Regions from separate parts of the Homo sapiens genome. Here region 2 is linked to region 1. A link is a loop called in an ENCODE intact Hi-C map of the cell type or tissue named here. Cell type or tissue: heart right ventricle. All regions are shown on one strand. Region 1 overlaps ITIH5 (inter-alpha-trypsin inhibitor heavy chain 5). Region 2 has its middle 57 kb from the start of LINC02642.

Region 1 (2,500 bases):
CAGGTTTGAAGACCATTAAAGCATGGAAAACATCTGGTAAGTGATCCATTCGTCACTGCTTGGTTGCCAAAGAGGGTCCCTTAGCCAAGTTCTTTAATATGAATGTGAAAGTAGTAGATCTAATTCTATAGATCAGGGAAAGGAAAGACAAGAAAGTGGACACCATGGTCAAGGAAAAGCATATTCTTAATCCTCCCAAGGACTACATGTCTGTCTGCAAATGTCAATGCTTTAAGCATGCAACTAACAACAAAAAAAAGAAGCCTTCCCTGATTACATTTTTCTCCCCCCTCCCTTTCTTTTTTTTCTTTTTTCTTTTTTTTTTTTTTTTTTGGCTCTTCTCAGCTCCCATTCTCACCAAGAAGTTTTAGCTCAAACTGGGAGGTAGAAACCCTGCCTGACCCAACACCACAGCCATCTCTCAACAAACTCATCTGCAAAAGCACACGGGAGGGAAAACAGCAAAGCCACGTGCCAGCAAACCTCAGGCAGCTCTGTTGCTGTTCCCAAGCCAGGCAGGTCCTGGCTTCCAGGATCATGTTCCCACTGGGATTAGGACAAGAACCAGAAAATGCCAGAGGCACACAGCTTTGGGGGCTCCCCAGGTGCCAATATACCCCTTACCGAGAATATTTTTTTAAGGTTGAATGGTCTTTACAGCTTTTTCTAAATCAATAGTTCAAGTAATTATTAAATGCCAACTATGTGTCCTACATTGCAATAAATGCAGCAAGGTCTTTCAGGCCCGTCAAAGACGAGGGGAGCCAAGAACATTGGGAATAACAGTGAATGATTCTTAATAGAATCCATGTGGATGCATGACAAATGTCCCACATTGCCAAGCCTGTTGACACAATATGAAAAGCCCTTTGCTTGGGATAATTGTCCTCTTCACCAATAGACATAACATCATATACAAGACTCTTCAAAGAGCCAGCTAAGCTTTTCACTTAGTACTGTGGCCTTGGAGATGCTGAGAACTGCAAAAATAGTCCGCAGATTTCAAAACCACTCAAGGCAGCGAGGGGCTTTCAAAATTGCTCAGACATGTGTTTGGCTGGTCTAGGGTGGCTCTCCTGGAAAGAGGCCATGCTGAAGCTTCGAAGCCAGCAGAGTGCATGCCAGACTTTCAGTGGCTAGCAAGGAATGGAATTTTAATATCCAGGAATGAAGGAAGAGGGGAGAATAACAAATGATCTGACATCTGTTATTACATTGCTCTTGCATCATGCGAGGAAATCCCTGCCTTCTGCAATGCAGCCTTCTCAGTTGGGTCTTCAAATGTAAGACTGCCTTGACCTTGTATCCATTTGCACTTCTGCCAGCTGCATACATGTGTGCCTTCTTGCCGCAACCACACTCTTACTTGCACGGTACATGGCTTAGTTCTCAGACTTCAGACCTGGGAGTAAAGGCTGCCACCACCATTTATTAGCCAACTTATCTACCTTTGCAAAGCCTCAGTTTCTCCATCAGTAAAATGGGGATGACAACTAAATTATTTTAAAGATTAAAGATTCTTGCATTAAATCATTCACATAATACTCTTAGCTATTTTGGAAATGGCCCATGCCATATTTTTAAGAAGTGCCCGAATTATTTTATGATTAAAGGTACATTTAGGAGACCCTAATTTAGTTCATTAGTTTTTCTCTGGATAATTTGGGGCAGGGTTTATTTTTCTGAGGGTTATTTGGCAAGAAGATTCTTGATCATTCTCCCACAGGAAGTGGAAGACAACCCTGGGGCACTGGATTGGACTAGGTTTGAGGTTAAACCCTGAAGTGCTCTGGCACCTGAGATGCATTTCTTTAATTACTAATATGCTTGATGGTTTTTTCATAATTTTATCAAATCATCTTATTTCTTTCTAGTAGCTTGTTTTATATCCTTTGCTCATTTTCTTATATAGGATTAATTTTCATTAATCTGGAACAGTTCTTTACATATTAATGATACACTTACTTCTTTTTCCTGCATGCAATTTTCTAGTGTTTTGTTTACTTTTTTTTGTTTACAACAAAAATTTAAAATTTTTATGTAGCTAAAGTTACCGATTTTCCCCTTTGTAATTACTTTTAGGCTTAAAAGTGATTATACTGCTTTTAGGCTTAGAAAGTTTCTTCCCACTTGAAAATCAGTTAAATATCCACCTGCAATTTTTTTTTTTTTTTTTACATATTTTGGGGTGTGGTTCATTGATTACCTTAAGCCTCTTAACCCATTTGGAAATCTTAGCCTAGTAACAGTTTTAAATGTTATAAATTGGCACAGACTTTTTAGAAAATGTTTTTGGAATGTGTACCAAACCCACAAATGAATTGGTACTCTTTGCCCCAGTAATTCCAATTCTAAGAATCTAATTTAAGAAAATGACAGGGCATGCGTCAGGCATTTCTACATGAAGACAGTCATCCCGATGGGGTTTATTATCACAAAAAATGGAAATGGCTGAAAAGTCTCTAATGGGTGGTAGGGTGAATAAATGTTCTGCAGCTAC
Region 2 (2,500 bases), 81 kb before region 1:
TAAGGTCTGCAGACTTGTCCTGAATACGCCACTTTAAAAACAATACCGATTAATTAAGACTAGGTCCACTTAGCCCTTCTGCTTTTTGAAAAGGATCCTCCAAATAACAAATTTGTTGTGTTATGGATTGGTTTAGAGACAACAGGCTCACTTGATTACAATGCCACGCTTCAGATATTTTTACTGAAACCGATCAGGCCTCCGAGAGAGTCTCGGTAACAAGGAAGGCTCTGGAAATGCCCCCGGGGGGGTGAAATGGAGCTCCCTTCAAAGGTTTTGGTCTTGTGATTAATAACAGGAAGAAAAAGACTCTACAAAAGCACAGGCTCTAGGTTCCGAGCTTTCTCTTTTGCATCCCTGTCCGTGACTTTTCCCTCCTCAATAAATCTGAAAACGCTGCTGTGGGATTCTGATTTTTTCTTTTCCTTCTCTTCCAGCAAAACATCTTAAGGAACCAAAGGAAGAAAGACAACGTCCTTGGAGAATCTGGTTAGATTTTTATCACTTTCATTCAATATGTGGAATGGAAGAAGAAAGATTTTACCAGTTTCTAGGTTTTTTGTCCAATGATAACTTGTACTCATACTTTTTACTCCTGAATATTCCAAATATGACACACGGTGGAGGATAATTCTTCTTAGTTTATAAAATAGCCTTTAGCACAAAATAAATTGTTCTTTTTCCTGTTATACACCACACATGAAAGTCAAATGAGATAAATCTAATATGTACAAAAAGCATAAAACTATTCCAGAAATGCTTAATTTTCTTTAACTTTGGCTTATTTTTAAAACACCATTGGTTGAGGTACATAAATTTTGTCCAGATTTCTAGTTTATCCACTGTGCTGCTTAGTCTGAAGATGTTTCTAAAATTCTCTCTGTCTTAATTTTCTCATTTTGTGGACATAAATTGGCATTACTTATGATCAAAGTTACCATAAAAATCATAAAAATATAAATATTACAATTTAATATCTCCATTGAAGTCACTGGGGCAGACAAAAATCATAACATGTAGGTCAGCGGTCCCCAACTTTTTTGGCACCAGGGAGGGACCAGTTTCTTGGGAGACAATTTTTCCAGTGACCTGGGGGCATGGGGGAGGGGGAGGAGAGGGAAAGGGAGGAGGGTGGTAGGAGGTGGGGGGGATGGCTTCGGGATGAAACTGTTCCACCTCAAATCATCAGGCATTAGGTTCTCATAAGGAGCACGCAACTTAGATCCTTTACAATAGGTTCGGCACTCCTATGAGGATGCAGTGCCAATGCCGATCTGACAGGAGGGGGAGCTCAGGCGTAATTAATTGCTGGCTTGCCAGCTGCTCATCCTTGCTGGGCAGCCCAGTTCCTAACAGGCCCCGGAAATTGGGAACCCTGACATAGGTAACTATAATATATATTTTACAATTTTTTTTGAGACAGGGAGGGTCTCACTCTGTCACCCAGGCTGAACTGCAGTGGTGTCATCACGGCTCACTGCAACCCTGACCTCCTGGGCTCAAACAATCCTCCTGCCTCAGCCTCCTGAGTAGCTAAGACGATAGGCACATGCCACCATGGCTGGCTAATATTTCTTAATATTTTTATAGAGATGGGGTCTCACTGTGTTCCCAGGCTGGTCTCAAACTCCTGACCTCAAGCAATCCTCTGCTTCAGCCTCTCAAAGTGTTGGGATGACAGGCGTGAGCCGCTGTGCCAGGCTTATCTTTCTTATTTCTCAATGACTGCCCATGTGAATACCTAGAATCAAATGCATTTGCAGTTGTATGATATAGAATAGTAAGTGTAGACCAGAGACGTAAAATTATGGCATTGAAAGGAACCTATTTCTAAGGCTCTGTGAAACCCCCAAACAAGCAATATGAGGTCCTTCCATAGATTTCTCTGACATCTTGCTGTCGAATCTTTCAGTCCAGCACACGGACTCCATCTCTGAAACATGCCATTGCCCTTGTAAACAAAATTAATGGAATTTTCCATATAAATAAATATGTATAACATATTTAGCTTTCACTTATTGCTAGACAGCTGAAAATTGGCTCTAGGTAGCAATTAGTGCTGAATGAATCCGTAACTGATATTCCAGCCTTTGCCACCGTGGAAATTTTTAAGCAGGACAACCTGATGTCATGGTGATAAGATGTTTTTTCTTCAATCTTTATTTGACTAATAGTCTTTAATATTAAATGAAGATGTATTTGAGAAAAGAGCTTGATTCATTTTCACTGGATATGCTGCATTGCATTTTGTCTTTGATCTGTAAAAATGCATTGGTCAGTTTCCTTTAAAGCTACTGGGGAGAGGGTGGTTATCAGAAATGAGACCAGCTGGTGCAATCGCTTTTGATTGGACAAATATTGATGGGTACCTACCACTACATACCAGATACCATGCTGGGCATGGAACACATAAAAATTAATTAGTCCCTCCGTCTGCTTTTGGCTTTGTGAAAAATATAGACACCTGATTCTCCTGCTCTGTCGTAGGCTAGGCTCCGTC

The links. Peaks named below come from ENCODE experiments on the same cell type or tissue, not always from the same donor. Only the 100,000 strongest peaks of a DNase experiment are listed, where the experiment ranks them.
Region 2: a loop joins it to region 1, with 1.9 times the contacts of the local background. A loop is called at or near these places in 10 of 110 quality-filtered maps.

What each region holds. Positions count from the first base shown.
Region 1 is chr10:7,609,755-7,612,254 of GRCh38, forward strand. All of the region lies in intron 7 of ITIH5 (inter-alpha-trypsin inhibitor heavy chain 5), which reads right to left. Among named protein-coding and RNA genes, the nearest start is that of ITIH5, 56 kb to the right of the region's middle. In heart right ventricle, no CTCF peak of the experiment used is centred here; a DNase peak (open chromatin) is centred at 1,077; H3K27ac peaks cover 1,331 bases.
Region 2 is chr10:7,528,538-7,531,037 of GRCh38, forward strand. No RefSeq gene overlaps it. Among named protein-coding and RNA genes, the nearest start is that of LINC02642, 57 kb to the left of the region's middle. In heart right ventricle, a CTCF peak has its summit at 1,276 (motif pointing right); a DNase peak (open chromatin) is centred at 1,307; H3K27me3 peaks cover 1,060 bases.